Linked DNA regions of Mus musculus: all the other regions are linked to region 3. The links are chromatin loops, found by intact Hi-C in ENCODE. Cell type or tissue: left cerebral cortex. All regions are shown on one strand. Links, peaks and the distances in the headings refer to the core of each region. The heading gives the core; the rest is flanking DNA.

The links. Hi-C counts contacts between places; a loop is a spot of excess contacts. Peaks named below come from ENCODE experiments on the same cell type or tissue, not always from the same donor. Only the 100,000 strongest peaks of a DNase experiment are listed, where the experiment ranks them.
Region 1: a loop joins it to region 3, with 2.3 times the contacts of the local background. A loop is called at or near these places in 18 of 42 quality-filtered maps.
Region 2: it touches region 3 in a loop (4-fold over the local background); 16 of 42 quality-filtered maps call a loop at or near these places.

What each region holds. Positions count from the first base shown.
Region 1 is chr5:118,325,288-118,328,698 of GRCm38, forward strand. No RefSeq gene overlaps it. Among named protein-coding and RNA genes, the nearest start is that of Gm46942, 33 kb to the right of the region's middle. In left cerebral cortex, for the core only: no CTCF peak of the experiment used is centred there; DNase peaks (open chromatin) are centred at 1,740 and 1,993; H3K4me3 peaks cover 485 bases.
Region 2 is chr5:118,762,091-118,765,501 of GRCm38, forward strand. Med13l (mediator complex subunit 13-like) reads left to right here. Exons shown (of 31, transcript NM_172424.4): 31 at 611-3,348. The coding sequence ends at 743. Among named protein-coding and RNA genes, the nearest start is that of Gm42015, 80 kb to the right of the region's middle. In left cerebral cortex, for the core only: a CTCF peak has its summit at 1,464 (motif pointing left); DNase peaks (open chromatin) are centred at 918, 1,459 and 1,980; H3K27ac peaks cover 835 bases.
Region 3 is chr5:118,267,452-118,270,862 of GRCm38, forward strand. No RefSeq gene overlaps it. Among named protein-coding and RNA genes, the nearest start is that of Gm25076, 2.7 kb to the left of the region's middle. In left cerebral cortex, for the core only: a CTCF peak has its summit at 1,741 (motif pointing right); a DNase peak (open chromatin) is centred at 1,757; H3K4me3 peaks cover 241 bases.

The DNA.
Region 1 (3,411 bases), core at 349-2,848, 58 kb after region 3:
TGAGAGAGGTGATCGCCAATGTAGCTGAAGTGAAGTTGTCTTAGTGAGGGTTTCTGCGGCTGTGACCGCGGCAAGCCTTAGAAAGGAAGGCATTTGATCGGGGCTGGTTTACAGTTCAGGGGGTTATTTAGTCCATTATCATCATGGCAGGAAGCATGGCGGTATGCAGGCAGGCATGGTGCTGGAGAGGTAGCTGAGAGTTCTAAGTCAGGATCGGCAGGCAGCAGGAAGAGAAAGTGACACTGGACCTGGCTTGGGCTTCTGAACCCCCAAAGCCCATCCCCAGTGACACACTTCCCTCAACAAAGGTCACTCCTACTAAGAGCACCACTCCCTGTGAGCCCCTGGGGGCCATTTTCATCCAAAGCCCCACAGAGGCAGAGCTGGAGTTTCCACGCAAACCTTGACAGCTCCTGTGTTCTTGGCTGGGGAGATGAACATCTGTTGGGCCAGTGTGAGGATCTGAGCCTGGTCCCCAGAATCCATTTCAAAGCCAAGCATGGTGATGTGTGCCTGTAATCCCAGCTCAGGGGAGACAGAGGCAGAGACAGGGGCTTGCTGGCTAGCCAGTCTATCTGGAGTGTAGCGCTCCCGGGTTTAGTGAGAGACCCTGCCTCAAAATATCATATGGAGAGCAATTGTTGAAGACACCCAATGTCGGCCTCTGGCCTCCACACACCCATAGGAGCATGTGCATGCAGTATCCCCCCCTCCCCCCCCCCCGCCAAAAAAAAACTGCTGTCCTCCAGGAAAAAAAAAAGGCATTAGTGAGAAAACAGGGATCAAATAAGACTTGTTATTTAGCTCTCTGTAAGCAATGCAGCGGACTCTTGGCTTTGGGGACTGGATGGTGCTTACATATGTCATTATCATGAGGAAAAGCTGGGCGAAGGGGCCCCTGTGGGTCCCCACTCCTTGTTTTCCCACCGTGTGTGTGTGTGTGTGTGTGTGTGTGTGTGTGTGTAAGCTGTAACTATTCCAATTCTGAAATGTTCTGTGAATTTTGGGGTCTGGCTGCCAGCGGTGTGTTGACATTGGTCTGTCCCTGGTAACTCAGGGGCCCATATAGAGTGTATGTTGGGGATGGTGGTCTTAGTTTTATTCATTGTTTTATTTTACCTCTTCTTTTTTTTTTTTTCCAGATATGCTTAAGTAGCCCAGGCTGGCCCTAAACTCTTTATATAGCTGAAGATGGCCTTGCATATTTGATCCTTTTTCCTTCATGTCCAGAGTACTGGGGTTATAGAAGTGCACCATCATGCCCTATTTATGTAGCGCTGAGGATCAAACCCAGTGCATCTAGCATTCAACCAATTGAGGTACATCCTCAGTACAGAAACTCTTTCTTAAAGACAGAAGGAAGGAAGGAAGGAAGGAAGGAAGGAAGGAAAGAAGGAAGGAAAGAAGGAAGAAAGGGAGGGAGGGAGAGAGGGGAGGAGAGAGGGAGGGAGAAGGAGGAGGAGGGAGGGAAAGAAGAGTGTTTGGGCATGGTGACACTTGTCTGTTATCCCCGTTTGAACAAGGGAGGAAGGAAGATCTCTCAACTTACATTCTAGAACAATCTCAGCCCCTCACTCCTGTCCTTGCATCTGGTCATGCATCTGTGCTCACGTGAGCTCTTTGGACAGGAGCATCTGTCCTCAGAGACTACACAAGCCAGGGCATCAATAGGCACCACGGGGGAGAAAGCCGCGGGGTGCCTGTCAGTCACGGCATAGCCACGCCTTCGCCTTCCGGAGCACCACCTCTACCTACAAAACTTCCTGCTAGCAAAGCCCCTCCCTCCCCCTCCCTCCCTCTCACCCTTCTTTCTATCCCCCTCCCTTGGGTGGCCTGCTCCCCTCCCTCTCTGTGCTGGCTTGTACCCCTGATGATCCAGCCAAATGAGTTATTTGAGATGGAAACGTTAATTTCTCTGAGCAGATGGGTGTCAGCGCTGCTCTGTAAAAAGGTGGCTGTCTGCCGCATTGGCTCGAGGTGGTAAAGTCGACGGGCCCCGGCGGCTGCTGGCTCAATTGCGGAGTGTGAAGAGAATCATATGTTAACGGCACCAAGGGAAATGCCTACTTAGGCCCAGCCCTCCCAGAGAAAAACCAGAACCTCCCAATCCTCTTTTTTTTTTTTTTTTTTTTTTTTTTTTTTAAATCTGGGTTTTTCTCATCTCTGATTTGCTGAGTGTCTGGGGGAGAGAAAAAAAAAAAAAGAAACTCATTATATCTCAAAGTGCTGGCTAGCAGCTGCTTCAAGCAGAGTCACCCAAGGCTTATTAGAAAGGCAGATTCTGGAGACCTGCCCCCCCCCATCCTACCCCCCCCCCCCCCATACCTAAAGCTCCCTCTCTCAGGGGTGATGACTTGGGGAATGTTCCAGGTTAACAAGCTCCCTGGGGGACAGTCATTCCCACTAAAGTTGATCCGTCTTACCCGCTCATGATGAAATAGCATTGTCAAACTGCAGGTAAAATTTCAAAACAAAACAAAACAAAAAATCTGGTATAAAAATCTTGAGATTTGGTGTAGAGGTGCTCTCTCTTTCTTTCTTCCTTCCTTCCTTTCTTTCTTTCTTTCTTTCTTTCTTTCTTTCTTTCTTCTTTTTTCTTTTAATTTCTACTTTTTCAGATTTAATGCCCCGTCGCACCGCCCCTCCCCCCGCACCCCAAAATGTACCTTTACGGTTGGGTACAAGGAAAAGAATAAGAAGACGGCACAGAGAGATTATTTGTGCACTTGAAGCCAAAGACCGCTTGGAAATTCCAGAGATTTCCAAGAAAAACCGATTCCAGTCCTTGGCAACAGAGCTCGGTCCCGGCTGCCCCCGCCCCGCCCCTCTGCCGCCTTCCCTAAGTGTTCCGTCCAATTTTCTCTTGAGTACATGAGAAGAAGCCGCAATGATGTCCCCGGGGACCTTACTTATAGGAAACCTCGCCGCGGGAGGATTTATGAAGCGTCTGTAAAATATGTGTGTAGGAACTCTGGACGTTTTGATCGCTACCAAGGAGAAAAAATGGACAGTTTCGTACGAGTTGGATTCGTGAGCCATTTTTATGGGTTTTTAAAATTAATTAATCTCTTCCTCCTTTGTTAGAAATTCTTGGCACAGACATAAGCCGCCCCCACCCCCCCGAAAGGAGACATTGCCCAGGGGCTGTATGTCTAAACTGTCAGGATTTCAACCCCCAAATCTCCGGAGGCGAAGCCAGGTTTTCACAGGCCTCCGATCCGGTGGGGAGAAGCTTGTCAGCGCTGGGGAGATGGGGTGGATTATTAGTGGTGGTACCGCCCCTGCCTCTAACAGCCTTTGTGCCACTGGCTAGAGCCAGGGGTCCCTGGGGCTGGGTCCATGCTCAGCCATTTCCAGACTGGGAAAGAGCCAGGTGTGTGTGTGTGTGTCTGTGTGTGTGTGTGTGTGTGT
Region 2 (3,411 bases), core at 349-2,848, 490 kb after region 3:
CACACACTCAGCCTTTCTGTCACTAGCTGAGATATTGCCCCAGACCCAAGACTGGATCTTCAAAACAACAAGCAGACAGAAGCTATCCTGTGCCTTGAGAGCTGAGCCTTTCTGGGTGCTCTCTGATGTACTGTGGTTTGGAAATGGGCGATGGACAGGTGCCTCACTAGCAACTTGGCCCCCAGGGTCTCTGATGGAACAGAGAGCAAGGGTCTTGTGCAAGTTAAGTACAACCATGCACACCTAGGATACCCATGCACACCCAGGCAGACAACTAAGGCTGTGGTCAAAAGTATCAGGCTAACCTGCCATAGAGAGCAAGGCCCTGTCCATCCCTGTTGATTTTTTTCCAGTGACCACATCAGAATAACATGGAGAAACTTGGAAAGCCGAGTGTCAGTAAAGTATTACATTCTGAACAATTCAATATGATCAGTATATTCTCATTTTGGCATCTAGCCAACATGAAACAGTTTTCATTCAGTGGCTTCCTGATCCTGGAGGCCCTGAGGTGGCCATGCTGGTGTGCAGGGACGCAGGGTGGGCCACGTGGGCCCCACACACCCCAAGCCTGTGGCCCAGAAGCTGACCTCTGTGCTCTCCCTGGCAGGTTTGTGCTGGAGCAGTACAACGCCCTATCCTGGCTCACGTGCAATCCAGCCACCCAGGACCGCACTTCCTGCCTTCCCGTCCACTTCGTGGTGCTCACGCAGCTGTACAATGCCATCATGAACATGCTCTAACCGGGAAGGGAAGCGCTTGCCCTCTGCCTCAGCTCCTCCTGCAGCCTTGGCCAGGGAGCCTGCTCCACTCTGCAAATGCCCGGCCTTTTTTAGAGCACTCCCTATACCCCGCACTGTGACGCCTTCTGAGCAGGCTCATGCTCCTCCTGCAGTGTTCATTGCCACAGTGACTTCTTGACGTGTCTCACGAGGACCTGGAAATTTCCATAAGCAGTGACTTGAGCCAATGTGTGATATGTGCAGCCTGCAGTCCCCGGGAAGTGGCGGCTGTTGGTGGCTGAAGAGGCAAGGAGAAGAGACACCGTCCTTTTGCACAAGAGCCTGCTCTCAGCCTCTGTTTAGTACCAGGCTGTCCAGCCCTCTGAATGCAATCCTCTAGCCAATGGTGGATGCCTGGGGGTCTCCCATACTTCATAACCTGGGATGTGTCACAACTAAGAGCCAGCTCCAGGACAGGATCTAGTGCTGGGGCCTCTGCCTCCCCCGCCTGTCAGGAGGGTTTTAGTTGATGGCACACCTGTGTAGACACAGGAGGTCTGGGGACAGCTGCATTCTGTTTATTTATTTTTCATTTTGTTGTAAGTTTTTTTGCGACTTTGTTTTTTCTAATCTTGAGGACCAGGTACAGTAGCTGAAGCCCACTGAGACCCACCGTAGGATTCTCTGAGTACATACCTCTGTCCTAGAAGCCAAGAAAGGAGTGAGAAGAAGCGGGGAGGCCACCTAGTGGTAGACTCGGTCAGACAGTCTGTGGCTGCAGCCTGTGTAGGTTGCACCCCTATATGAAGATGGTCAGGCTCAGCCCCGAGCTGGAGGCAAGGACCTTCATCACTTCTCTATACAGTCACATGGAAATACCTTTTCTAGAGAATTCTTACAGAAAGCCAGGTCTCTCCTTTCATTAGATCAAAAGGGACTCGTGTACATATCACAACCAAAGTGTTTGCTCACGAAACCAGTTACAAACACAGTGAATTTTTTCTGGACCATAGGAATATTGTTTCAAAGAAATAGTGCAACTCAACCGTTACATCAGTACTTGAAGCTGAGCCTCTATGTGGGACTTTAAAAAAAAAAAAAAAAGCCTTTTTAAAGCATTCGCAGCTGATTGAAGTATTCTTGACTCCCTGTCCCAGACCTTAGGGTTGACTTTGAAACCCTGTTTCTAGCCCTTATGTCGTATGTTTCTGTCTGTGGGTGGTGGGTGTAGACCGGCTTCCCAGAGCCTCCTGACAGGCCCGGCACTGAGCCCGGCTCCCGTGGGAGAGTCATGCAAACTAAGTTCTTCCAAGAGACTTTCATGTCCTGGTTATTAACAAAGAAAAGGAAAAAAATGTAATAATTGATATGGTTTTGTAAAAGTATTTTTCTTGAGATAATCTAACGTTTAAAACATTATATTAACATGTGGTGGGGATGTGAAAGCAGAGAAATAACTTGTACATGGGTGACTGTTCTCTGTCTCACCAACTGGGGGGGTTGCTTTCCAATGTATAGCTTAAAAAATCTGATATATCAAACCGTTTGTATCTAACGTGTACAGTGTAAAATTGACTTAAAATATCGCAGTGCTATTTTTTCTTATCAGCGAGGAAATCCTCAAGGCCTTTTGAAGAGCGTAAGATGACGGAGATGTAAACTTGTATAAAGTCACCTCGGGGAGGACGGGCTGTAAACTAGATATTTGTAATCTTTACCACTTGGGATTGCTTCCTCTCAGAGTTCACCAGAACTTTGAATTTCTCTCTCTCTCTCTCTTTTTTAAATGGGCTGTTTTTACTGCAGGGGCTTTTCTTCCCTAGAAACCCAACTCTACGCAGAAAAAGTGAAAAGGAAAAAAAAAACACAAAAAAAACCAGAAAAAAAAGCTATAAAAAGTTTTAAAAGAAGGCAGCAAAGGGTAGTTTCCATCTGGTGTCTTTTATTTAAGTTTTTTAAGTTAAGAAAAGCTGGTGACATATTTATACGTTTTTGTGCAAAAAATAAATGAATGGCAATAGATTTAAAGAAATCTTATTATGTACTTCTGTGTGCAAAAGTCTGTATAATATTTCCCCTAAATATGCATTATTTTACCTGTGAGTTTTTTACAGAATTAATCTGAAATGTACAAGCCCTGGATTTGCTACAGAGTGAGAAGTTATTTTATTTTATTTTTTTTTTATTTTTTATTTTGAGAAAACTGCAGAAATCAGAACTCCTACCATGGTTTGAAAAGGGAGGCGGGAGGGGAGGCGGGAGGGCTGGTCCGGCATGCCTGTATGTATCTCTCAAGAGCCTTTTTTTTAAAATGTAAAAGCTGTACATTTTTGGGAAGTTCTGATTTTCTTTTTCTTTTTTTTTTTCTTTTTGTTTCCTTTTACCTTCAAGCATTTTGCAGTGCGCTTCTTTTATATCTAGCAGACAATTGGAAAGAAATACAAAACCTATGTGACGTTCATTTAAGAACCACAGCCCAGTGCTGGTTCAATACACTAAAGACTTTGATAAAAGAGAATCAATGGCAAAGGTCTCCATTTTAAATGTCATTCATATATACCTTGTGGATGAGAGCTATATACTTTTACACACTTTTTTAGAGGAATAAATTATTGAATTACTGAAACCTCGAGTGGCTCTTTTCCCCTCCCACCCCCTCTCTGTACTGAGATCACCCCGCTCCAGTCTG
Region 3 (3,411 bases), core at 616-3,115:
CACACCTCACCTGGACAGCACAGTGGAGCTGACCCTGATGGCCAGGGCTCAGGTGAACTGGCCCCAAGGGTGTGAGCACGGGGGAGCTGGCCCAGCAATTTTTTCCCCCTTTGGTTTTTCAAGACAGGGTTTCTCTGTATAGCCCTGGCTGTCCTGGAACTCACTTTGTATGTAGACCAGGCTGGCCTCCAACTCAGAAATCCGCCTGCCTCTGCCTCCCAAGTGCTGAGATTAAAGGCGTGTGCCACCAGTGCCCGGCTCCAGCAACTTTTTTGTGGTGTGGCAACTTGGGTGAGGGAGAGATGCCCTCCTCCCTCACCTACCCTCACCCCTTGCCACCTATGGCCCCAGGGTCGTGAAAGTGGGAGAACTGGTCCTGTCCCTCACCAGCTGCAATGCTCAGGAAATTGGGCCCTGCATCTCCCCTGGGTAGCAAGGTAGAGCTGGCCAGGATTGCAGGGGTTGCTGGTGAGTCGGTTCTGAGCAGGAGAGCCAGTGGACTGACTGAGCAGCTCTGCTACTTCTAGGGCCCAGATCCAGGGCTTTGAGTTGGCTCACCCCAACATCTACCGTCATTGATGAACTGCCGGGGTGCACAAAGGGGCCAGTCCTACAGATCCAAACTTCAGGATCTCCATGACACAGGGCAACAGCAGGCTATCTGAGAGGCGTCCCAGTGAGGAATCAGCATTGATAGAGTAATGGAAGTCAGAGAGGCCTCTTATCAGACTGATGAATTCTTGCAATGAACATTTGCAAGCAAAGACGTGTGGACAAGAGGGTACACTGTGTGACACTGGGACACACTACAGCTTCTAAGAAGAGGTTTTTTTCTCTGCTGGGGGTGGGTCGAAAGGGTATAGGCTGGGTATGAGAGAGGAGGGGGACACGAGTGGGACTGGGGTGCATAATGTGAAATTTACAAAGAAACTAATAAAACTTTAAAAAAAAAAATGGTACTGGTGTGATGGCTCAGCAGTTAAGAGGACTTGCTGCTTCCAGAGGACCTGGGTTTGATTCTCAGCACCCACACGGTGACTCACAGCCATCTGTAAGTCGATCGGGTTCCAATACTCTCTTCTACCCTGTATGTACTAGGCATGAACATGGTAAACCCACATACATGTAGACAAAAGACCATACCGATAAAAATAAATCTTTGAAATTTCAAAATAAAAAAAGGTCCAAGGCAGGCTCCAGGGACCAACATCTTTCTGAAGAGGTAGCATGGGGAAAGGCAGATGTATACCTGGGGCAGTGCCTGTCGCCCGTCCGACCCCCATCAGCTAGGGCCTCAGTCACATGGTGGATTTTTAAAAGTTTCGGGAACTTCTGTGTAAGGGTGTCCCTAAAAGTTCCTTAGCAGCCTCTGTTTGGAGCTATGCTGGCTCCTATAGGCTTATGCAGCGCCCTTCCCCCGTGCTGAACACAAACCTTCCGGGTGGGTGTGAATCTGGACGGCCCTTCAGACTAAGCTCCTTGGGCTCCATCCTGGCATCCAAACCTGCCTAGGTTTTTTGCCTGAAGTCTGAGCTTAGCGCTAACCCAAGACAAATAGTGTCAAGGCAGCTCACCCGTCGGTTCGGCTGATTTATTTGACACAAATAAGCTCGCTGACCTGATTTAGCCTTGCGGGGGACCACAGACCAAGTCAGGCATGATCTTAAGGCTCTTGCTATTTGGCTGCAGCCAACGCGGCTCAGTGCTGGTGGCTGACGGCACGCACAGTGGTAGTTGCTGACTTTGCCACTTGGTGGCGCCAGTTGCATAGGTTTTTTTTCTATCCCTGGTGTGAGCCTGGTGTTGACTGCGGATCAGACTTCCCCAGGATGCCGCCAAAACAATGACTATGGGTAGAGAGCTATCTGGTGGCAGCAGCAAATCAGGACTCCTTCCTAGACCTGGCATTTTGGGGGGACCAGGGCCCTCAGAGGAGGAAATAAACCTGCTGGCGATGAGCTACTGTCTCTCGGCGCCCCCCTTCTCAGCCTCGGTCCCGGCCAGGACAAAGCATAGGTAGATCTTCTTAGCCATCCTTCAGTGACAGGGATTAGGAGCACGAAGGGACCATTCCCACTACGCCTTCTCTGAGGTGTTCATCGCTTTGATCTCCTAGGTGGAAGAAGATACCGACTCTCTGTGGTTCTTCTCCGTTCAAGGTCACACACAAACCATCTGCCTGGTGAGAAATCCAGACCAGGTGTCTCCAGGTATCTCCGGAGGGCACCTCGTGAGCATGCCCTGTGCGACATGGTGCTAAATAGGTCGCTTATGATTCAACTGCCACCCACCCTCCTGACCTAGGTAGGTCTTCTCATCTCTGTTTTATGGACACAAATTCAGGGGAGATTTGCACTGGCTTCCTGGCGTTAGCCAGGGGTACCCTCCACTGGGAAGACAGCTCCTGCTATATGGGAAGTGGGGTCCCTAGGAGTAGCAGGTTAGGTGTTTGCCCTGAAATTGGCCTGGGATTGGGACTATTGTTTAAGCAAAAGTTTACACTAAAAAGGTTTTTTTTTTTTTAGAAAAAAAAAAGACATTATTCATTATTTTTAGTTGTGTGTGTGTGTACAAGTGCAGGTTCCCACGGAGGTTAGAGGCCCTGGAGGCCCTGGAGCTAAGTCCCAGACAGTTTTTAGCCACCTGACATAGGCACTAGGAATAGAAACTGGGTCCTCTTCTACTCTTGACCACTGGACCTTCTCTCCAGCCTCCTTTTCTATCCCCTGGTCCTCGACTGTCCTAGAAGGGGAACTTAGCATTTTAGGCCAGCTCTGACAAGTGGCTGCATCTTACAGTCCTGTGGTCCTTGTCATAGGCTGAGTTGTGAGTCCCCAAAGTCCTAAGTTGCAACCTTAGCCCCATATTGTTTTTTAGGAGGGAGGGCCTTTAAGGAAATGATCGATGGGTGGGTGGGTCGATTCAATAAGTAAAGGCTCTTGCTGCCAAGCCTGACAACACGATTGTGACCCCTGGGACCCACATGGTGGAAGGAGAGAAACCACTCCCAATAAGTTATCTTCTGTGTACAGTGGCACACCTATACATAAACACATGCTAGGAAAATCATTGTGATTTTAAAATAGGAAGGAGAAGAAGGAGAAGAAGAAGAAGAAGAAAAAGAAGAAGAAGAAGAAGAAGAAGAAGCTGAATTCAGAGGAAGCACTATGATAAGCCTAGCTCAGTGTCCTTACAGGAAGAGAGAAAGAGAGAGGGAGGGGGAGAGGGAGGGGAAGGAGAGAACGCTGCAGACATCATCGGATCCCTGTAGCATCTTTGCTAGCCTCTGATTCTGCATGCTGCTTTTCCTCCATCCCAAATGTATCTAGCAGATACATTTCTGCAAAGCCACTAACAGAGGTATCTCCTACATCCCTATGTCCCAAAGTCCTACAGCCCCACCCCCTGCCC